Linked DNA regions of Mus musculus: all the other regions are linked to region 1. Evidence: chromatin loops called from intact Hi-C (ENCODE). Cell type or tissue: heart. All regions are shown on one strand. Region 1 holds the start of Smap1 (small ArfGAP 1). Region 2 holds the start of Ogfrl1 (opioid growth factor receptor-like 1). Region 3 holds the start of Lmbrd1 (LMBR1 domain containing 1).

Region 1 (8,000 bases):
GCATAATTGGTCCCTAGTTAGTGACACTGTTTGGGTAAGTTTAGGAGGCATGGCCTTGCCGAGGCAGTATGTCACATGTGTAAGGTTTGAGTTGTAAAGCCTTTCTGTGTTCCCAGCATGCTCTGCTTCCAAGATAGCCTCCAGCTTCTGCTCCAGTGACTGTGTCTTCTGCTCTCTGCCAATGCTTCCCTGCCATGATCCGCTTTTATGTCTTTGGAATCTTAAGCCCAAGAGGGATAGGTAGAGCGTATCACAGAGAATCCTGCTTCCTGCCATTCTTAGCATCTCTCCTACCTCAGGCCAGGGCTATGTTTATTCTACTTACATAAGGCCCACACATAGTATTGCTCATACTTACTACACAGCAAGCCGAATCACTCCAACTGTTTCACTGAGTTCAACCTTAGTAAACCTGATGGGCTATCATCGAGAATGTCTTCCTTTTTAAAACTGTCTTTCCTTGCAGGGAAGAATGTCGTTTACATTGTGTTATGTAGGAACATCTTCTGAAACACACTGTCAGTTTCAGAAGCCTTGTGCTTGGCCTTCTTGCAAAGGACCATCACAGCTGGGCCTGTTGACTATTTATGTTCCACCATAGGGAGGGTATATGGAGACTTATGGAAGGGAACCCCTACCACACTATTCAGTCACTGTTGTATGTGGTTCTGCCCTGCTTGTATCTGGTCTCAGGGAGGGGCTAGAGGATATACCTGGGGGAAGATGGAGGGAGGGAATTCCATGTCAGGTTCCTAAGGACCATCATCCTTGCTATGTGCAGACCTTCCAGTGTGGCTATTCTAAGGTCATCTATGCTCCTATCCATACCCCTTACCAGTTGCTCTTTAAGCCTAATAAGCTCATTGGTTCTCCTGGGTGAACTTTGTTGGAATTATACCTAAGTTTGTCTTTAGGATCTTACGAGAAGGAACAGGCTTAAGTTTCTCCCAGGGAAGGGATCCTAGCAGCACACAATTTCTTAAAGTGACATCCCTTTAATAATTCACTTTTTGATCACTTTCCCTCTTCCTAGGCGGGGTATATTGCCTGGTTTTAACTCTTCCACTTGTAGCATGGCCAAGTGACTTGACTGTTTTGCCTCATTTTCCTGTATATGAGATTATCAATATTGTTGAGGGAGGTAGGGTTTATTACGTTACCTCTCCCCCCCAAACATGTCTATTTTCCTCTAAAACGTAAGACACTTTTAGCCCCATTTCATTCCATCCGCTTCTAGTATACCGTTTCCAAACTCCCGATGCACACACATGGGATGCATCTACCCATTATAACTATATATATATAACTATAATTTGGACATTTCCAGTGCTGTGTACACAAATGCAAAGACTGTGAAAAATGCAAAGACTGTGAAAGTCGCTTCCCGGTAAAAAAAAAAAATTCTTCCACTTTCAGGTCTCTAGAGGCTTCAAGCGACGATCAGGTGTCAAGAGTGGGGAATCTCGCCCCGGGGAGCGTCAGACGCTTCTCTGGAATCACCTTGGGAGTCTCCCGGCACGCGGGCAGCTGGGCGCATGCGCAGCGCCCAGCGCTGCGTCCTCCCGGAAGCGGCGGCTCTTCCCGCCCCGCCCCTCGCCGGCTCGGGCGGAGCGTGCGGCGGGCCCGGCGAGGAGGCGGGACACGTCGGCGCTGGCTCGGCCGCCGCCGCCCCTCCTCCGGTTCCAGCCGCCGCCGCCACCGCCGCTGCCGCCGCTTCCTGGGCCGAGTCCGTCCGCGGCCCCAGCGGCGTCAGGTGCCCTCGCCCGCCCGGCCTCGCCAGCGCCGTCCGCCCGTCCGCTCGCCCGCGTCCGGGCCCGCCGCCCCGCCGCCGACATGGCGACACGCTCCTGTCGGGAGAAGGCTCAGAAGCTGAACGAGCAGCACCAGCTCATCCTGTCCAAACTGCTGAGGGAGGAGGACAACAAGTACTGCGCCGACTGCGAGGCCAAAGGTAGCGCGCGGGCTTGGTGGCCGCTCGGCCGGGGCCTCCTGCGGCTGTGACCTTCCCACCCTCCGCGGCGTCTCGTCCGCGCCGGCTCTCCCGGGAGGGCGGGCGGCCTCTGGCTCTCGGCTAGCACGGAGGTCGCGGCCTCAGCCTCCGGCTCGGAGCCGGCGTCGCGCCGCTGCCACCGCCTTGGGCCGCCGGCTGGGCGGTGCTGATAGGGCTGTGGGAGCCCTCCTGCCTCAGCCTCAGCGACTCCGTGGGTGGAGTCGCCCTTAGGTCCCTGTCCTCTTGGCGACCCTCCCTTCCTCCCACGAGATCGCGTCGTCCTCCCTTTCCCCAGTGGTGCGGTGTCCCAGATGGAGCCCTACCTGCCTGCCCACCTGACAGCTCTTGCACAGGGCGTTTACTTCTGTTTCTGAAAAAGAACAGTGTTTTGGGGTGGTTTGAGATGTCACTGCATAACATAATCGAGATAGGGTTTTCATTATTTGTGTATACTATGTATAACACACACACACACACACACACACACACACACTCACACTCTCTTATTCTGGATGTTATAGTGTCCTAAGGAAAGTGTGTTATGTTCATAAAGAGTTCAGTCGTTAGATTCCCCCAGACGACCCATTGGCGAATTTGTGGACACTGGTCTGTCCACTTCATAAATGTGGAAGGTGCATTTTAAGATACTGAGAAGAAGAAGAAGAAAAAAAAACCCCACTATTTTTAGTTCAGGTGGAGGTTTCTGCTTGAGCCTTTGAAATAGATAAATTATTTTTAGCTGATAGTTTTTGTTTGGAGATGTGGTTTATTTCTAATGTAAGTAATATCATGGAGAGTAATGGAGATTTAAAAATCCTACTTCTATGTAGTTAGGAAAATGTACATTTGATTTTTCTCTGGGAAATAGGTAGTTGCTGGGAGCAGAGACAGCCATTGTGAGCGAGGATTAAGATTTCTGCATTATTTAACTACTTTTCTAGAGTTTTTACTGTTTTCTCTCAACACTGAGCAAAAGAGTCCATTGCAGTAGGCTGGGTTATATGTGAATAAATTAAGTCTCATAACATCAGCATCATCTCTCTGTCATAACAGCTACTTCCTTACTGGGCGAAATCACATGTACACACTTTAATTGGGATTTTTATGAAGCACTTTACAGCATTATAGTAACTTGACTGTGAGGTTATCCCATGTAATCCTTAGGCAAGGCATTTAAAAGAAAAGGCATGCCTGATTTTTGTAGTAATATTTATTTGCTTGCTTGGTACTTGATTCTTGCATGTGGTTATTAGGAAATAGTGTTCTGTATTGAAGCTCAGTCACTCTCTTATCTTTTTACTTGTAAAACACTTAAAAAAAATAGGTTATTAGAAGCTAAGAAAAGGAACAAGGGCCAGAGTTAGTTTATGTTTCATCACCTTGAGTCCTAACACAGTTAAGTAAAGACTCTGGTCTGGGAAGCTGTGGCTAAAGAGCATCCAGGGCTGCAGAGATGGTCTAGGGTCAGAACACCGGCTGCTCCCGAGCCACATAGCAGCTCTCTCTGTAACTCTAGGAACAGCAGGTCCCAGGCCCTCTGCTGGCCCCTGTAGCCACCAGGCATGCAGATGGCACAGAGACATGAAAATTCATACACATTTGTAAAAGAATTATGTAAGTCAATGTAAGCCAATAATTTCCTTTCATGAATAGAAGTAACTTAAAAGATTCAAATTTCTTTCTCCAAAGGGGTACTGCAATCAGATTTTCAGATTTTCACTAAATGTGTTAACCTTTTTTTTTTTTTTTTCTGTTTTTGGGAGATGGAAAGAAAGCAATTACGTTCTTCTTTAATTGGGTAAAGAAGTTTTACTTCTGAACAGTAGGCAACATTTGTTTTGATCACTTTTGTGTAACCGCGTGAATCCAGTCCATGTATGTGGAATGAATAGCTTTTTATTTTGCTCTTGTTTAGTCACTTAATTATGAATTTTCTCTTTTCTTGAGAAGTGGGAAAAGTGGGATAGTCTAGTATCAGTAGTTCAAGGGCTCCACTGGAAGGCCATGGGCTCTGTTGTCAGTGACTTAGAAAGATTATGAATTTCAGCCAAACCTAGAATAATGGTTGTAAATTATTTTATTGTTTTATTTTGATACTTAAGGAAATATTCACTGGTATGACCATTTCACATTTTACTTAGGATTTATAGGGTGTGTGTGTGTGTGTGTGTATGTATGTGTAAGATGCATTTGTGTGTACTGTGGGATCAAACACCATTGATTTCTATGTGGGAGGCAAGCATTTTTCCACTGTTACATCCCTCCTCTTTTTTGAGATGGGTTTGTCATCCTGGTTAGCCTCAGTCTTGTGATTTTCCTATCTTTCCTTCCTGAGTATGCATACTATACACTGTATAACTTTATACACTTCTTGTAAAGTTTTGTGCTTTTGGTATGGGCGAGCCCATTTTGACATATTCTTAGAGTAAAATCCTCCTTGGCTTTTTGTATGACTTTGAATCTGTTGTTCTATATGTCAGTAACCATAATAAATGTAAGTGGTGAAGTTCTGTTTTCTTACTTTAAAAGAGTTTCCCATTATTCTGTGAGAACATGGACCTAAAAGAAAGCTTAGTTTATCATCTGTTACCTGAGTAGAGTTAGCAGAGGAGTGCCGGTTGGATTTTGACACTTTCTTAGTCATTAGCTTGTATGTCTGGTACTGACAGTATTAGCAAGGAAGGAGGACATGATGGCACAGGTCCCGGCTCCTGCTCTTGACCCTGTTCTTCAATACATTGTACAACTGGAGAGCAGGAACTGCCAGATAGAGCTGCCTGACTCCGGCTATCACTGTGACTCTGCAGGAGTTGAAAGCAGTTCTCATGATTATTAATTGGTGGCAGTATGGGTAGCGAGGATATGGAGTCATTTTAAATTTGCCATCTTAAATTTACTTTTCAGAATTTAAGCTTCATTCATAAGTAATACTGGCTTTGATTTTTTTAAAATATGTAAAAATTGGAATGAAAATGACTTTCTTGCTCAGTAAGTTTTAGGGCAGTCAGAGACTCAAGGTTTTGAACCCTAGAGTTAATTTTTTCAGACTTTGTAGTATTCAAAGGGTATGCTGCTTTCTTAATTCAAACACTTCTTTTTTCCACAGGTCTTGAGGACAGTTAAGAACTGGATTAGGTTTTGGTACAGAAACTTTTATAAGACTGAAAGGAGTATGTTTAATGGAGACTGAACATGGCAATATTCAGAATGAGTGATTCTGAAACAGTATGCCAAGTGTAACGGTAGCGGCTATAAGAAATAACCTTCTCGGCCGGGCGTGGTGGTGCACGCCTTTAATCCCAGCACTCAGGAGGCAGAGGCAGGCGGATTTCTGAGTTCAAGGCCATCCTGGTCTACAAAGTGAGCTCCAGGACAGCCAGGGCTATACAGAGAAACCCTGTCTTGAACCCCCCCCCCCCCAAAAAAAAAAAAACCAAAAAAAAGAAATAACCTTCTCTTTCTTTCTTTCTCGCCCTTTCCCTGGGCCTTGACCCTTGCTCACCAGCTCTGATGATTCCTCAAAGCCTTTGTGCTAGTCCTACGAATGAGCCTTCTGGCTTCTGTTGTTTCAGCTTTTGCTCATCTTTACATTTTGCTTAAATGTCATTTCTAGTTTCCCTTCAGCTTCCCAGACTAAGTTTACTTTTATTTGTACACTTGCGACATTATTTTAAATCTTACCACACTTATAATTAGAACATCACTGAAGTAATGGTTGGGCACTCCATATTTCTATTGAATTGCAGCTTTGAAGGAGAAGTCTTGTTTATGTTGCTCAGAGTAGCTTCCTCAGCCTTAAAGCACAGTGAATGAGTTTGGTAGGAAAATAGAACTCAGCAAATACCTTTTGGTTGTATGAATGAGTATAAGAATGAACAGTCAGAGGCAGTGAGTGTGAATGAGAGTAAGTACATTGTAAAAGGGCGTGGCGTTGGGGGACCCTGTGAATCACAGGAGACTTGTGAGTTGAAGGTACAGTGAGCTTTCACTAACTAGAGCAAGAATTAGACGACACTGCTATATACACCCAGGGTATGGTATATAGAAGGTAGAAGTGGTTTCTATATGGCCGTTTTATTTTGGCGAGCTGTCTTTGAAAATGATCAGATTTGGTTGAGATGGTATGGGAGGTGATTATTACTGGTAGTCAGAGTCCAAGGGTAAGAGGATCGTGCGTCATGTACTGTGTGCCAGTGTATGAATCAGGATGTAGAGCAGGGTGTAGCTACAGAGCCACTGCGTCCAGTTTTTGTTAGGGGTTTAAGGGATCGGTGAAAAACCTGCAGGAAGTTAAAACTCAGGAGTCATTTCTGGACTCTGACCACATCATGCCAGAATTGTCATTGCTTGACTGCCGTAGTTGTCTTTCACTCCCTCAGTTGGTGACTAGGTGGGAAGATGGAGACACGTTTAGATGGTTTTGTCAGTAGTTTCTACTGTAGTGGGGTGGCTCATGCTGCACTTGTGCTTTCCACGTGCTTACAGTGGGCTGACTCTAATATGTAAAGACACCTTGCCTTTTGGGTCAGAGTAGAAACAGCTGAGCATATTTGGTTGTAAGAGCCAGCTCCAAGAGTTAGCCAGGGAAGGGGTTAGAGAAAACTCTTGTAAAAGAACTTTTACTGAAAAGTAAAGTTTACCCCAGGAGCTGATGTTTATGCTTACAGAATTAATTTATAAGCACAGAGGTGTGTAGCTGGTCTTGGCTTATTTGTGGTGTTCTCTTTTGTCCCACCCTTTGTCTCCCCCTCCTGGGTTTATCCCTATCACTGGATAGGAGAGAAAGGATTGGGGGTGGGGAGGGCATACAGAGACCCCGAATCTAATCTCTTCCTTGTTTCTTCTTTGCTTGTAGTGGCCTTTCTACTTTGTGGTTCTTCCTTTCCCACTCTCAACCCCTCCCACTTCACCCCCGTCGCTTGATAGGAGAGAAAGAGTGACGGGAAAGGTATCTCTGAGTCTAATTGCTTCCTTGTTTCTTCTTCGAGCAGTTACTAACATACCACGACACATCACCAACCACCAACTCGGCCTCTTGGGGTCCTAGCATTTTATATACCCTCTGAAAAGTTCCCAGAATTGCAGCCAGCAAACCATGCCTCTGCTAGAGCATGAGGCAAATCATAGTCAGCTGCATCCCCATATCCCTACAGGTGGTATTAAAACAAAAACAGATTATTATACTATTTCTGTTTTTTTTAATATAAATACTTCAATTTTTAAAAGTTGTAAATCTGAAAGTTTCCTCAAATACTGACCCTTGATCTTTGTGGATCTGTCATTCGCAGGCTTCTGCTGGGCTTGCAGCTTTGTCTGATTGATAACCACGTTAGATCCTGGGTATCGGGGCTGGAAAGCTGACCAGTGGAAATCATTAGTCTCTTTCTGACATACTGTTTTAAAACTTGAACTATATTTTTTTCCTTCGAACTTTTTGTCCTTAAAGATTATTTGCAATATTCTTTTATTACTTGACTTCATCAGTGGAGAATTACCGGTAGTTTCTCTGCAAAATGCATGCTTTTACACACATACCCTCATTCTCTCTCACACAGATACACACACTTTCTCACAAAGACATTCAGTTACATGTACACATACTCTCACCCACACACTCTTTACACATTCTCTCTCTCTCTCTCTCTCTCTCTCTCTCTCTCTCACACACACACACACACACGCACACACATACACAGGATCCCTGAAGGATTAGAACCCTTCCCAACCCCCAATATAAATGTTACCGATCTTTAAAACACTTGAACTCTAGTTGTCACTAGGACTGGAAACTTTTTCTATTCTGACTATGTAAGGCACGGACTCAAACTTGTTTTCCTTACTGCTAATGGTAACACTACCAGTGATCTTTTGCTGGGTAGAATCCAGCCATTGTTTTCTTCCTTAGTTTTTAGTTTTCTCAAGGAAGATCAAAGAAATTTAGAGGGTGTGTTATTTAAGTTGTAATTATGAGAGAAGTTGACTGCCCCGTGTCCTGACCACTGTAAAGAGT
Region 2 (8,000 bases), 540 kb after region 1:
TGAACCTTTTCCTCCCTGAGTTGCCTTTTTGGTCACAGTGCATCCTTACAATAGTACTAACCCTTATATGCTACCATATCCAGCAAAAGGATGCATTTCTAGAAACACACTTAACTGTTAATTCAAGAATGTTGTATGCTCTCAAAGGTAGGAAGTTTTTAAAACATTCTTCATTAAGGGTAATTCCTTTATTACAGGGCCTAAGAGATATTCAGAATTAACTATTAAAAACATATGTTGAATACAATGTAGGCATATTATTGCTTTAAACTTACTCTAAGAGTTTTTCTATACTATGCTTTTATAATTTCTCACCTAAAACTACATTCACCAATAAACACATTTCACACCTTGGCAGATGATCTATAACCCTATTAAAAAACTAATAAAAAGATCAAAAGGTATAAGAAAATGTAGGAGCTTAACTGTAGCAGTTACTTATGATTATATATGTAAATATATGTATGCTTGCATGCACGCTCCCCACTGTATAACAGAGCACTTCAGAATTTAGTGACCTAAAAACAGTAGTCATTTTATCAAATTTTACGACTCAGAAATTTGAGCAGTGCTCTATTGGGTGTTTATTTTGTTCCAAGTAGGATCAATGAATCTTACTGAATGAGATTTATCTGGTGGATGAAGTCAACATGAAGCCATTCACATTTCATAGGAGATACTGAGAGGCAGGGGTTAGTCGGCAGACCTGGCCAGGGTCCACATCCAGTGGCCTTTTCGGCGAGGCACTATCATAGGAGTTGAATTTACATGTCAGCCCAGAGCTATCAGAGGGAATAACCCAAACTAATATACTGAAAATGCAAAGTTCCCTTTGGCTTAACTTTGAAAATCTTAAAATATATCTTATTCCAGGTTCTATTTTTTAAGGTAGATTATAACCAATTCAAGAGTGAGGGTTAAAACTCTATCTTTCTCTTTCTCTCTTTTTTTTAAATTTTGAAATTAAAATATGATTATATTATTTTTATCCTTCCCTTTCCTCCCTCCAACCCTTCCCATGTACCCTACTCCCTTCTATTTATTTTTAAAAATCAAGTTCACAAACTATGTTTTTAAAAAAATTATTGTTGCATATAGTGGAAGAGGTAGGGGAAACCCTGAAAGAGCCAGAGAAACAGGAGTTTGCTTTGCGATTTCCTCTTCTAGACCTGTCAGGGAAGCTACACCCAGGAAGACTCATGAACATGAGCTGAACAGGGATGGCACCGATAGACATGCTAACACGAAAAGGGGGAAGTCTCATGGGGCCTCAACCCTAGACAAAGAACTCCATGCAACTACGACATTCTGGGAGCAGGGAAAATAGACTCCTAATTACAGGACAGCAAAGACATTGCAATGGACTTATTCTACAATACAGGTGGGAAACAGGTAGAGCACCTGGGCACATTACCACTAGGCTTTCAGCTCCGATCTTGGACTAAATGTTCACTTTGCAGTGTATTCTAGTCCGGTTCTGATGGAAGACAAATGGAATCCCTGAATTTTAACAGTGTCAGATTGATTTGTTCTACAGCTGCCCCATACTTTTTTTTTTTTTTTCTCACTAAGTCATTGTCAACATAAACCATGATCAGAGGTTCTCTGCAGTGACATTTATTTGGGATGAGCAGAGCCCTGGGAGAGAGGAGACGAACAAGAATTAACCACAGATATAGTCAACAGGGTTTGAGGAAGGATTCGACTCTAAATTTAAAAAGAGATAAACTTACAAAAACGTCTTGAATATCAAGACTTTGGGTTTTGGAGGAGGGGGGAAGAAGGTCTTGAGGTGGGTTCCCTTGTATAGTTTGTAGGATTGCTAGGCAAATTCTCTGCGTGAGCATTCGTATGGACTGCTGCAGTCTTAATGTTACAGATAATCCTATCCCCTTCCCGACCCCCTGTTGTGGGAGAGGTGCGCAAAGCAAGCTGGCCTATTAAAACAAACATCTTATCAACCAAGAAACTCCCTACCTCAGACAGGTATGAACACCCCTCCCCCAATAATACTGTCAAGTTCTAATTTTGTTTGGATCTGACAAGGACTTCATCCTAATATCATCAGTTTTTATGAATGAATATCTGACCAGAACGTTCTTTTTGTGTGGCCCCTGATAGTCATAAGGTCATTAAAGGTGAAGCTAGATGCCATTCCAGAGAGAAAAACCTGGCTTCATTTTGAAGATGAGGAGACTACCGGGGTCTCAAGAAGTTACGTGACCTGTCCAAAGCCAGAAACTGCTAGTAGAGTCACACCCTACTGTGAAGTTTGGAAAGAAACAACCACTGATTTATCTGTGGAGAGGCATCTTCTAGCCAAATCTTCCTTAAGCAATACCCATCTACCTGGATTTGCAATCTATTTAATTACTAGTTCTGAGTACAATTGATGCATCTAATAAAACTAACCCATGATCCCAGGCAATGTCCCACGGCAGAAAAAATCCCATCAAGACTCAGGTGCAGGCATCGGGCCACTAGCTCCTGGAGTTGGTTTCACGCTCTGCCATTTTCAGATGCTTTGGTTGTTATTTTGCCTAGAAGTATTCTTACAGCAGGTTTGCCTCTGGTCCTTAGAACCATAGTCTTCAGCACTCCACTTAGAACCAGCCTGTTCATTGTATAAATGCCGACGTTTTTCTGCCCAGAGCACAAATGTGGACTACTCACTGATGAAATAAATGTGCTGGCCTAATTCTTCTTGCTCCTTTGTTTCGAGAGAAGTTTGCTTTTAAGATGAGGGGACAGAGAGCTCTGACTTTTATTTTATAGACCGCAGGGATTCTAGGTGGCCTTAAGTACTGTTCCCGAAGCTTGGATTTCCTGTTTAGAGGGTGCACTGTCAAGATTAGCTTTTGTCTTCTGCTGTGGCTAATTTGTCTTCCTCTTGGAGCAGCCAGTGGGGGCGGGGGTGTGGGCAGGACCGGTCTGCTGATGGAGACACCTCCTTCCACTCTCTGACCTGGGCGGGATCAGGCTTCTCGCTTGGCTGGGAGGAGCCCCAAGGGGGCGGATCCCGGTCCACAGGGGGCGGGGCAGCTGACCCCTGGCCACTCCCGGGGACCGTGGAGGGGGGCGCGTCCCGGTGGAGCTGGTGCCGCGCGCTCGGGAGTGGGTTGGCTTCGCTGGGGCGGGGCGGGGCAGGGCGGGGCGGCGGCGGGATGGGCTGGCTGGGACGCGTGCGGCGGCGGCTCCGGGGGGCCCGGCTCCTCCCCGCCTGTGCGCCGGAGCGCCGGCGGCCGCGCTGAGCTGTGCGGCGCGGGCCGGGCGAGCAGCCGCCTGCGCCCCGAGCGAGCGGAGCGCGGCCATGCCCGGGCCCTAGCGCGCTACCGCAGCCCGCGCCCGCCGCCGCCTCTTCAATGGGCAACCTGCTCGGCGGGGTCAGCTTCCGCGAGCCCACCACCGTGGAGGACTGCGACTCCACCTGGCAGACCGATTCGGAGCCCGAGCCCGAGCAGCCGGGGCCGGCAGGCGGTGGCGAGGGCCAGCAGCACGACGAGCCGGAGCAGCCCAAGCAACCTCCCGAGAGAGCCGGAGGGCGGCCCCGCGCCAGCCCCGTGCCCGAGGACCACGCCGAGGCGGCGGGCGCGGAGCAGGTACGCGGCCCCGGGACCCACGGTGGGCCCGGCGAGGTCGTGCTCCCGGCGCCCGGGAGGGGACTGCCCCCGGGGATGCAGGGCGGGATGCTCGGCGTGCTTGGCCCGGGCACCCGACCTAAGGGAGCCTGCGGTGCCCAGGTGGCTAGCTGCTAGCCCAGGGGGCCTTGCTGTGAACCTCGCAGGGAAGTCTCCCCAAGGCAGACCCCGACCCCACTCGGTGTTCTCTTTGCCTCTGCAGCGCAGCTGGGTGATGCGAAGGTGGGGTGGGAGGAACTAAACTAAAAATAGAAGATTGTGAGGAGGACCCGGCCAGTGCCTGTTATTGATTTTTTTTTAATTTTAATTTTTTAAAAAAAGATTTAAAATATTATTCAGAGCAAGACAACTGCAGTTGTGAAGCGGCCCGCAGCCTCCCCCTCCCAGCGAGGGTCCAACGGGCATTAAAAGTATCACAGAAGGTTCCTGAGCAAACTTAAAATAACACCGTTCATTTCCCCAAGAGAAACCTTTCAACGACTTGAGTATTCCTTTAACATTTACGTTCACCCAGAAGACTTGTTGATCCAACCAAGCTTAAGTCAGTTGACCAATACAATTAGGTAGATAGGTTAGAAGAGAGATAGATGGCGTCCCTTAACCTCTTGTGGCTTCAGAAACTTTTAAAAGGAGGAACTGTATATTTTTAAAGAAGTCTGCACCGTTTAAGGTTGGTGGTTCTGTATTAGGCCTCCCTCTTACAACTTGAAGGAAAATGGAGCCCAAAATCCAATGTGACTTTAGGGGAAGCATCACCTTTCCAGGAAGTCCGAGCCTTCCCATCCAGGTTAATTGAGCGTGTTATTGAATGGAATGCAATTTCCAGGTGTGCGGTCCGTTTTAATTCCCCATTTTGGAGAACTGTGAGCCTTAAAGGAAATCTTGCCCAAAGCATACGAGGAGAAAAGTATGTCTGTGGCCAAAGTGAGGGCCTTGGCCCTGCTAATGAGATCTTGGCCGCCCTTGTCTTCTGTTCCCGTTTGTATTTTGCACTTAGTGTTATGTGCTCAACCCCAAAACAATAGCGCATGCCACATTTCAGCGTCTTATCCTCCCATTTGTCTTCCAAGTAAATAGCAAATAGCCACTGAGAAGTTTGGAATTAAAGAAACAAAAACAAAACTTGTTAATACAATTAACTAGGTCAATTGTAAAATAACATACCATTTCAACAAATACTCTGCAACCTGAGTAAGAATAGAGCATCCTTTAATTGTTAATTTTTGTTCCTGGAAGTTCCACCAGACTTCTTAAATAATCGTTGTGACGCTGTTTTGACTCCTTACTCTATTTGCCCACTATGCGGACCGGTCAGTTCCCCCTTTAAAGGAGGTTGCAGACTGGTTTCACCCGCTCACTGTCTTTGCTCTCATCCATCTCTGTAAACGTTAGACAAAAGATGGTACCACTAACTGAGGTGAGGAAACCTGGGGTGAAAGATGTTTCAGAGGTTAAGTCAAGGCTTATGCTAAGTTTTGCGTCCTATTAGACACCCAAGTGGATGGGCGAGTAGTTAATGGTCTCTATAAATAGATGCTCCGTCTAGGCTGGAGCTATAGGCTTGCATTTAGTATCTATACATAGATACTGTCTAAGCTGGAGCTATAGGCATGCATTTAGGATAAGTTGTACTCAAAAAAAAAAAATCAATGCAAGATAAGAGGTCATCAAAGAGTCATGAGGGGTGAGAATAAGGCTGTCTATACGGGTTGTGATTAAGACGAGAAAAAGGGGAGCAATGGTACAGGAAGCAAGTCAGGAGAGAGTGGTATTCTGACAGCTAAGTGTTAACACTGCTTCAGGGCCTTACAGGGTCCCAGCTGCTGGGAAGTCCCTGGGATGACCGCTGAGACATGATTTGAGTAAATGGGGGATTGGTTTGGAAAGTTCCTAATAGTCCCATTTTAAAGCAATGCCCTGGACAGAGTGTCAGTTCCTTGGTGAAGATTCACTTCAGAAGAAAGCAGAGACACAGCCTGCAAGTAGGGTAGACCTGGGTCAAGGGAGGCGTTATGCTTAGGATTGGAGAGACTACAGTGTGTTTGGTGGTTGCATGGAATGGTTTGGAAGAGCCAAGTTTTGATGATCCAGGGAAGGGGAATTAAGGAGCAGATTCCTTGCTGAGGAGGTGAAAGCGGCCAGGGTACAGCAGTGAATGGGGCAGACTCTGGCGGGCTGAGGGATGCCGTCATTTACATGGTAGTCTTGGGGAACAGGCAGGCCGTGAGTCATTAGCTTCGTTTCACAGATGATGAAACTAAGATTCAGCTAAATGATTTGCTTAAGGCCTCACACATATTAAGGAGCAGAACGAAGCCTCGCACTACTCTCCTGGATCCAGAGACTTGGGTCGTTGATCTTCATGACAGGATTTTTCAAATATCCATCACTTCTAGCAGGGACAAAACTGGTTCCGACCCAATTAGTCAGACATGGGAAGCAGCGACTTCTTACACTGTTGCTGGGCTCTGAGCCTTGTTCACTTCCTCTTAAGTTCCGGCAGCCTTGTTCCCAAGATGCTGGCACTAATAACTGTCAGTCAGGCGTGTTGCACGGAAGTGTTTGGTAAATGGGAACGTGCTCTCTGCAAGTGCTTGTGGTTGTAGCTCAGGCTAAATAGATTCTGAACCTTGCTAGGCAGAGCTATTTTGAAAAGTGTGGCAAGAACCAGAATTGGAGCTTTTCCTTGCTTATGTAACATGACAGTGTAACGACTGTTAAACAGCGGAGGGCTGGGTGTTAAAGTATCTCTGTACTTGTAGTAAGAGTGAGAAATCACACCACTTCAGAAATGCGTGAAAGCTGCTTAGATGATGCCAGTCTGTCAGCACAGACAGGGTGGGAAGGGTTGAGACAAAGGGTTGGGGGCAGACTTCTTGAATATTCATATCTCAGCACCGCGGTCTTCTTTATCATGTTCCGTTGTACAGTCCTGTGTGTCACTGGACAAGTGCATTTTGCCATACAGCATATGGTCTGGATAATTAGAGGTTATTAGACCTGCATCTTCTCCGTTTAAAATGACATCACATTGCTGGCACTTTGTAAACAGCATGAGCAAGCTATCACATAGAAAGTACTTCAGTGTTTGTTTCACCCGAGAGCTCTGTCTTGCTCTGTGTACTTATGTCAAGTTTGCTGATTTCTAGCCCACTGATCATTGAATGGGCAGATGATTACTCATGCCTTGTATGTTTGTTATGGTGCTTTGAAATAGTTTAGAAAGCTAATTTAGTTTAAAGCCCTCCTTTTCTTTCATAAATACTGCTTGACTTTCAGGCGCAGCCAGGAGATGCAAATTTAATGAGAATCTTCTGCATAGAATTGATTTACCAACTTAACCCTTTCACGGCACCCTAGGAAATACGCTTTGTCACAGGCTCCATTGTATAACAGCTGGTGGAACATGTTTTCAATTCGTTCTGAGCACTGTTCTGCATCGTTACTGATGCTTAGCATTTGCCCTCCACAGGCACTGAACGATAAAGTCTTTTTATTTAGTGATATACCTTAGGACAGAAGTTTTTAGTGCAAATAAGGCAGGTTGATGCCAGCAAGCACAGCTCGAAAGCATCACGGAAGAGACAGAATCATTTCCTTCATCTTGGCAGGTTGGAAATGCTCAGGGATCTTTATGGAGGTTGACTATTTTAAGTTTGTTCCAGAAGTTTCTCGGTATGGTTCTCTGTGTAAGTGGAGTTCCACTTTGTGTCCTAGGGCGGCGAGTCCACGGAAGGAAATGCCAAACCAAAGAGAAGCTTCTATGCCGCGAGGGATCTGTACAAGTACCGACATCAGTACCCAGTAAGACACTGCTGTGCCTTTTCAATGTGTTTCTCTGATTTTACTCTTCCGGTAAACAAACATGTCCGAAGGGTCCTTGTGCCGTGTGTGTGTGTGTGTGTGTGTGTGTGTGTGTGTGTGTGTGTGTTTCTATACACCAGAGATTAATTTATCTTTTCCTCTAGCAGAACTTCAAAGATATCCGATATCAAAATGACTTGAGCAACCTTCGCTTTTATAAGAACAAAATTCCATTTAAGCCGGATGGTGAGTAAGCCTCCTTGCTAACATGCAGGTTTTAAACAATAACATGTACCTGGGCGTGCGTTCCTTCTTCTGGGCTTCACGCCTTCTTGCTGCATTTGCTGGATGGTTACCTTGGTTTTGGCTTGCCGTGCCGGCTGATGTGTCCCCGGAGCCCTGGCGGGTAGGGCTGCTTCCATCCATTTAGTGAGCTGTGGAGAAATAGATATTGGTTAGTTGCATCTTCTCACTATCTGTGTGTCTTGGTGGTTATTGACAAGTTAGGAGGGGCAGGGTTTCTGTTTGCTGGTTTAGTTTAGTTTCTTTCATTTAGGG
Region 3 (8,000 bases), 760 kb before region 1:
CCTCCATCAGATCCAGCTGTAAGGCATTTTCTTAATTAGTGATCAATGTGGGAGGGCCCGGCTCATCTTGGGTGGGGCCATCCCTCGGGTGGTGGACTTTAGTTTCATAAGTAGGCTGAGCAAGACAAGAGGAACAAGCTGTGAGGACAAGCTAGAAAGCAGCACCCCTCCATGGCCTCTGCATCAGTCTCTGCCTCCAGCTTCCTGCCCTGCTTGAGTTCCTGTCCTGACTTCTTTCAATGACGAACAGTGCTGTAGAAATGTAAGCTAAATAAACCCTTTCCTCCTCAAGTTGCCTTTTGGGCATGGTATTTCATCACAGCAATAGAAACCCTAACTAAGACATACATTTTAAAAAGCAATTCTGACATTTGGGCACATGATTTAAAGGGGATTTCGTGGGGACTGCTGGCATATTATCATGAAACAAGACCCTAACTGTCCTTGCTTTTGCATTCTTCACCACTACACACAAATACAACAACACAACTACTTATTACTTTGTTTGATGAAACAATAAAAATTCATTTTATTAAATTTCAACCTGTAAGTTTTGACCTCTGTTCGGTAAGATAAAAAAGGACGTATAGGGGCTGGAGAGATGGCTCAGAGGTTAAGAGCACTAACTACTCTTCCAGAGGTCCTGAGTTGAAATCCCAGCAATCACATGGTGGTTCACAGCCACCTGTAATGAGATCTGACGCCCTCTTCTGGTACATCTGAAGACAGCTACAGTGCACTTACATATAATAAATAAATAAATCTTAAAAAAATAAAATAAAAAAGGACGTATAATGTCCCACTCTATAGCAAAGTATGATGGTGGTTACCAGACAAGGTTCCTTAAAACTCTTAGAGCTGAAAGCCAATCTTCCTGACACAACAGCATTCTTTATTTGAAAAAACAACTGAAACTAAAGTGACTTAGACTTTGGTTTTTAGTGGTACTTCTCAAATGAACAAAAATGAAATATCACTTACAAAACCTACAGAGGGTTTAACCAGCATAGATGTTGGTGTCAGAGCTGAGCTTGTTCCCAAGACCCATAAATAGAAGGAAGTTGTCCTCTGGCCTCCACCCACACATTGCGGTGCACTCTCTCATGCATGAACACATGCACACACACACCTGCACTGACTCCACCCCAGCCCCAGGAACAACACACATACAAACCATACAAATGAATAAAGTGTAATTTAACATATATTTTTTAAAGATTGATTTATTTATTTCATGTATGTGAGCACACTATCGCTGTCCTCAGAGACACCAGAAGAGGGCATCGGGTCCTCATTACAGATGGTTGTGAGCCACCATGTGGTTGCTGGGAATTGAACTCAGGACCTCTGGAAGAGCAGTCAGCGCTCTTAACTGCTGAGCCATCTCTCCAGCCCTAAAGTGTAATTTAAAACCTCAAGCTTTTGAGTGACATTTAGAAACTTGGAAAGCTTGAACACAGTAGTGTGAGCTTGACAACTTTTCAATACTTAGGACTTCTCAGGACATTTCTGACCAGATCTGTGTTTAATAAGTGTAATATATGATGCTGCCTAATTCAGTATATCCATATTTAGGAGATGAACTGCGAGTTACCACTAGCTCCTAAGTAGCAAACAGAGATCACAAAACAGAGCCAGGAATGGGCAAAAGCTCCCCTCAGCACTTAGTCGGACTCATGGCCTTGAACGTAAGGGAAGACAACGCTCTCGGTTTTAGATTGCACACTGCCACAGAACCTGAAGAAACTGGTATGTGCTAGCTTTTGGTGCAATCACAAAGAACATCTCCAGCTACCAAAACAGTCCTCTACTTCTGACTAGGTTTTGTACACACACTTCAACCAAAATAACTTTCTTGAAGACAGAACGAAAAGCAGACATGAATACAGCTCCTTTCTAATAAGCCAAGCACTAAACAGACTGACAGTAATTTTTGTTTGTTTGGGGGTTTTTGTTGTTGTTTTTTGTTTTGTTTGTTTTTTGAGACAGAGTTTCTCTGTGTATCTGTGGCTGTCCTGGAACTCACTCTGTAGACCAGGCTGGCCTTGAACTCAGAAATCCACCTGCCTCTGACTCCCAAGTGCTGGGATTAAAGGCGTGTGCCACCACTGTCCGTTTAATTTTTAGTAAATCACATTTTGCACCTCGCAACAGTACTTCTCTACTGCCGGGTTGTTCCTGATTCAAGGCCACAAACTATCCAAAGGCTACTTTTCCACTGGCACTTTCTTCCAACAGTATCCTCTCCCAAGTCCTATTTCCCTTATAAAATCATATTTTCTCTTTCAATGCTTAAGATCTCTATTTCCTAACTTATGATCAGCCCCCTCTTAAAAAGCCACTTATTATTTTGTTTGTATCCTCCTAGATAAAACTACTGTATCCACAGTAAAACTACTGTGCTTTAAATGCTTTTTCATTAATCAAGATACTCCAACTCTACGTTCCTGCTGGTAACATGCTTATTTTTCACTAAACATATGGGCTGGGAAAGCCAGTGAATTCTCTCCTAGTACAGGGCTAGATAGCCTCCCTCCAGGACACAAGCTAAGCATGGCCCAGGGCAATGGGATTTGTTAAAGTGAAGGGAGCATGCCAGTACTAAGACTGAATTTAGGGTTCCTGAACATGCAAGGCAAGTGTCGTGTGCGTGTGTGTGTCTGTGTGTGTGTCTGTATCTCTGTGTGTGTGTGTGTGTGCGCGCGTGCGCGCGCTACCTGATGAAAAACTGAAAAACTTGACTACCTGAACAAACTACCCAAGGGTCAGTATAGGGAATCTGAAACACATCGGACGAGTTTCAAAATGCAAACACTAACTGACCATAGGACTGAAGTCTTTGTAGAGTGGGGAAGGATTTGACAATATGAAATGTCATAAGAGAAGCAAACTAAACGAAGTCAGAAAGTAACAACCAGGTCACTCTGAGTCACTACAGTTGGGTTTTGTGCACCCAATGATCAGAGAAGTCTGGAAAAGAAGGCACCTGAGGTCAGACAGGTAATAACCTCCCGCCTGGCCAAGCGGCTCTACAGCGTTCTAAGTGGAATGTAATACCTAGAACGTGACACTCACGTCATCAAGGCAGAATCGCACAATGGGCGCGGGGAAACAAGGGGGGGCGGGGGGGGAAGGAGGCATTTAAACAAATAAACAATTGATTCTGTCAGAGCCCAGAAGCCTGGCCCAGAGGCGGTGAGGACTCCAATTCAAGCCGTGATCACGCCTTTCTCCACCCCGAGGGTCGCTCGTCCCCAAACTCACCCGCCAGCTACATTCTCAGACAAGAGACAGAAGCTGGCTGAAGTTAGGAAGGAGACCGCGGAGGATCAGCGCCTCTTCGCCTTCCTCCGGAGACCCTCGCGGACCCAGCAGAGAGCAGGGCGGGCGAGGAGGGTCCCCGACAGGCGAGGCCAGCGCTGGCCCGCCCTCCTCCTCCTCCCACCCCCTCACCCTGGGAGAACTCGGAGCGCCTCCCCTACCAGGAGCAAGAGGCCGAAGATGCACCAGCCGATCACCAGCTCGGCCGCCGCCGCCGCCATCTTCGCTTCCGGTCCGGATAAGCCCAAAGGGGTGGGGAGGGAAGGCACGGGACGGGACGGGACGGAACGAAGAGGGACCCGGAACTGCGCAGCCTAAAGGTTAAAGGGGCGGAGGGGCAGAGCGGAGGGTTGCCAAGGAGACCCGGCCCGCGAGCGTCCCCTGGCGACCAGCCGAGCCGAGGCGGGGCGCACCCGACGCACCGTGACGTCACCACGCTGCCCGCCCACGCGCGGCCTGCGTGCCACTTGATCTTGCTGGCACTCTAGGAGCTTTACGGAGGCAGGGCTGTGTCTGTGCCTCTGAATGTAGAGTGACATTACGGGTTTTCATTGCTTCCAAAAACAAGGTTTTGATCCCATTATGCAATCAGAAGTCATCCTGGTGCAGGAATGACTCAGAATAAAAGAATGTCATCTGCCCAGATGACTTTATAATTTGCTGATGACCAGGTCACGTCATTGCTTGACGGCACTGTGCTACCACGTGATGTTTCGTTTTGTTTTGTTTTTTCCATCTGCGCGTACCTGTGAATTTCCATGATGGTTTCATACAATTAAAATGTCCGAGTCTATGAACTGTAGGTGCTAATAATATGCTCAAGTGAACAAAACAGAGATTGTTGTAAATCTTATGTGAAGCTGAGGGAAAACCTGGGATGCTTGCCTGGGTCCCGTGGTGTATTAGTGTGTATTTAAATTGAATAAACAAACCCCGGCGTGATATTTAGTTTTGATTGTGGACGTTTGTCTGTGGGCTTGATACAATGCAGAACCATCTCGGAAGACTCAGTGACAAATTGTCTCGAATACATTGTCCTGTGGGCTTGTGAGGGATTTTTTCCTTTAATTGGGCTGAGGTGAGAAGCCCCACCCTGAATGTGGGTGGTAACATTTCCACATCCCTGGACCAGAACTGAAGACTTACTTAGCATGCGTGCATAACTCATTGCTGTGTGCGCTTGACCTTGGATGTGAGTAGCCACCTCTAGTTCCTGCTGTCTATAACATCACCACAACAATGCGCTGAAACCTTGCACTGTGAACCCAATAAACACTTCCATCCTTAGGACACTAAGACACTTAGGATGCAGTCAAAACAGTTTATGGATGAACTCCATCGTCGCTATAGTTTATTCTGCTGTGATATTATTACTCACCTTGGTCTTATTTCTGACTGGAAGTCTGCAGTAGTTAAGGGTTGGGTAGAAGTGTCGAAATGAGAAGAAAGTGGAAACAGAATGTGTTTTATATGAACCGGTCCCATCAGAAACTCTCTGGTGGAAGTGTGTGTCCGTCTCTGAGATCTCATGTGTGTCCCCAAGTGCATCACCAACAAGTCATGCTTGTGCTTTACTTCTTGAGCCAATGCCTTTTAACCCTTCTGTAGTAGGCTTGCTGGTTAGAGGAGATATCAAAAACCACCTGAGACCAGTCATCCCTGTTGTCTTCAATGGCCCAAATCCTCTTTGAAAACGATCACATAATCAGTAATTTTGTGAGCACAAGCTGTTCCTCCTGAAGCTGCATTTCCCTAATTCTGCCATGGAACAAATAACTTACTTTTGCATATTTCCATAGGATTCAGATCCCATTCCACATTGGTATGAATCAGACAACACCTTTCTCTATATCGTAGTATTATGTCCATTTTCAAATAGGTTCCTTGAGACCTCTTCCATTAGGCAGTTGTCCATCACTAAGTGAAAGTACTTGAGATAATCAATTTATAAGTCTTATTATGGTTTATGATTTCAGAGGTTAGAACCCATGGTTATCCAATCTATTGCTTTGACTCATGGTGTCTTACATGGTATATTATGTAAGACTGTGTGGTAGAGAAAAACTTTACCTCATGGCAGCTGAAGAACAAAAATAGAGGAAGCGACTGAGTCCACTTGTGGTGGTTTTGTAGTTCTACCTCCTCTGTTTCCTCTCTAAAGTATCCAGACACAGCTGATACACACCAGGTTTGAAGGATGAAGCAGCATTCGGAACCAGTGGGGTCTACAGGACTCCAGTCTAGTGTGAGCAGGTGCCAGGGAGAAGGCCTTCTCCAAGGATTTTGATGAATAGCTCTCTTAGACCATCTTAGCTTGTGTACATACCTTTCTTCAGGGAGGGCTTGTATGCGTACACTTTATTCAGGGCAGAGAAGGACTATATATGAGCAGAGAGAAAGAGAGAGAGAGAGAGAGAGAGAGAGAGAGGTAGAAGATGAGAGAAACTGGATTCCTCAGACAAGGTTCCAGAAAGGGAAGCCTTGCTGGTGAAGGAAGTCTTCCATTTTGTGTGGAGATCAGAGGAGCTATCCCGACCCGACATGGTAGACTATCCCTTTCATTTGCAGGCTTTCCCCACAGGTTTAAATAGATATGGCTCCAATAAACTCATGTGTTTGAATGCTTGCTGGGCCCATAGGGAGTGACACTGTTAGGAGGTGTGGCCTTGTTGGAGTAGGTGTAGCCTTGTTGGAGGAAGTGTGATGTATTGTGTGGGGGAGGGGCTTTGAGGTCTCCTATGCTCAAGCTACACCCACTGGGGCTCCCAGTCTCATTTTGCTGCCTGCGTGGATCAAGATGTAAAACCCTCAGCTCCTCCAGCATTATCTCTGCCTGCGTACTGCCATGCTTCCCACCATGATGATAATGGGCTAAACCTCTGAAACTGGAAGCCAGCCCCAATTTAGTGTTTTTTTTTATAAGAGTCGCTGCGGTATCTCTTCACAGCAATGAAACTCTAACTAAGACACCTCTCAAAGGTCATGCCTTTGGTGGCCTAATTTTCATTAGGACCCACTTTCTGTGGTCTTTCCACCTCCCCAAAGCACTGCATTCTGGGGATTCCATCTCCTTCAGTACTCAAGTGTTTGCCTCATGTTTCAGATCCAGACTATGGATTTCTGTCATATGAGATTGCTTCTAATCCGTTAGTTATTTTTTTAGCAAAGGATTGCCAAAACTGTGTACACAAATATGCATACATTTCTCTCAGTCAGCAGCATGGAAGAGTGCATAATTTAAATTCAAAGCTCTGAATTAGGTTGTAAAGCTGACTGTATGGGAAATTCTAGGCAAGTAAGGCTGGTTTGAAGCTTCTCTCTCCCCCCTCCCCCCTCCTTTCTTTTTGAGACAGGATTTCTCTGTTTAGCCCTGGCTGCCCTGGAACTCACTCTGTAGACCAGGCTGGCCTCGAACTCAGAAATCCACCTGCCTCCGCCTCCGCCTCCGCCTCCGCCTCCGCCTCCGCCTCCGCCTCCGCCTCCGCCTCTGCCTCCGCCTCCCAAGTGCTGGGATTAAAGGCGTGCGCCACCACTGCCCGGCTCTTGTTCTCTTAAAGGCAGGCTAAATTTACAGAATGATTCCATAGTAGGATGGTGTATAACTAGCTTGGCTGGAAGGTCTGTTCTCCCAAAGTTCAGTTAGATATGTTCATAGAAATCTATGGCTATGGTTAGCCAAAGGGAGAGGCTTTTTACAGCTCAAGAAAAGTGAGTGGGAGAGTGGCCGGGAGGGAGGGAAAGTGATATAATGCTGTTTAAATTAAATACAGAGAGATGAAGAGGGGTTGGAGAGATACCTCAGGGTTAAAAGAACTTTCTGTTCTTCCAGAGGTCCTGAGTTCAATTCCCAACAACCACATTGTGGCTCACAAGCATCTGTAATAGGATCTGATGCCCTCTTCTAGTGTGTCTGAAGACAGCTAGTGTACTCATATACATTAAATAAATAAGTGATTTATTAAAAAACATTAAAAATAAAGATAGTTAGGTGTGTGTGTGTGTGTGTGTGTGTGTGTGACTATCTCTCAGGTGATTGTAAACTTTATCAGATTGATATAAAGTGTCAAAAGAATGTAACTTCTGCTGAAGTGGATTTTATTGTGAATTCTCTTGGCCTAAACAGGAAGACTAGAACAAAAGACAATTTTTTTTTTGGTCCTCAAATACTCAAAACTATGCCGTAGAGAGGCCTAGGAGACATACACATGTGCCCATAATCCTTTTATGAAGTACTTTTGGAAAAACAAAGTTAGATTCTGATTAAATGACATAAACTGGAAGAGAAAATTAAATATATATATATATATATGTGTGTGTGTGTGTATAAGAATTAGTAGAAAGAATAAAAGGCATTGAATGTATTAATAAAGAGGAAAGATGGACAAGCAAGAAGAAAAAGTAACATCATTTGGATACAAAGTAGAAAATAGAAGAAAGGTCAGACTTGGTGTCTTTGAAAGCTAAGCTATGGGACAGAGTGGTTTCTCTGGGCCGGTGGCTGGGAAGTTGAAGTGGGCTGACCCAAGCCCAGTGGAGAGGGGTCTCCAATGTAAAGGATCCCACAGAACTGAGCAGGGGCTTAGCCCTGCACTCATCAAGATAACTCTGTAAAAGAAACCAGACCTGGATATGATTTGTACCTGAAAATCATACGCTTAAGCCACAGTGAAGTTCACCTA

What was found. A loop is a pair of places that touch in the nucleus more often than their neighbours do. Peaks named below come from ENCODE experiments on the same cell type or tissue, not always from the same donor. Only the 100,000 strongest peaks of a DNase experiment are listed, where the experiment ranks them.
Region 2: a loop joins it to region 1, with 3 times the contacts of the local background. A loop is called at or near these places in 2 of 42 quality-filtered maps.
Region 3: it touches region 1 in a loop (6-fold over the local background); 2 of 42 quality-filtered maps call a loop at or near these places.

The regions. Positions count from the first base shown.
Region 1 is chr1:23,915,989-23,923,988 of GRCm38, reverse strand. Smap1 (small ArfGAP 1) reads left to right here and starts at 1,608. Exons shown (of 10, transcript NM_028534.3): 1 at 1,608-1,951. The coding sequence starts at 1,834. In heart, a CTCF peak has its summit at 3,538 (motif pointing left); a DNase peak (open chromatin) is centred at 1,618; H3K4me3 peaks cover 2,631 bases; H3K27ac peaks cover 1,270 bases.
Region 2 is chr1:23,378,414-23,386,413 of GRCm38, reverse strand. It overlaps Ogfrl1 (opioid growth factor receptor-like 1), which reads left to right and starts at 3,239. Exons shown (of 7, transcript NM_001081079.1): 1 at 3,239-3,599; 2 at 7,356-7,442; 3 at 7,610-7,688. The coding sequence starts at 3,363. In heart, no CTCF peak of the experiment used is centred here; DNase peaks (open chromatin) are centred at 3,003 and 6,093; H3K4me3 peaks cover 2,038 bases; H3K27ac peaks cover 1,685 bases.
Region 3 is chr1:24,674,299-24,682,298 of GRCm38, reverse strand. Lmbrd1 (LMBR1 domain containing 1) reads right to left here and starts at 3,755. Exons shown (of 16, transcript NM_026719.2): 1 at 3,483-3,755. The coding sequence starts at 3,542. In heart, CTCF peaks have their summits at 731 (motif pointing left) and 3,701; a DNase peak (open chromatin) is centred at 3,648; H3K4me3 peaks cover 1,938 bases; H3K27ac peaks cover 1,421 bases.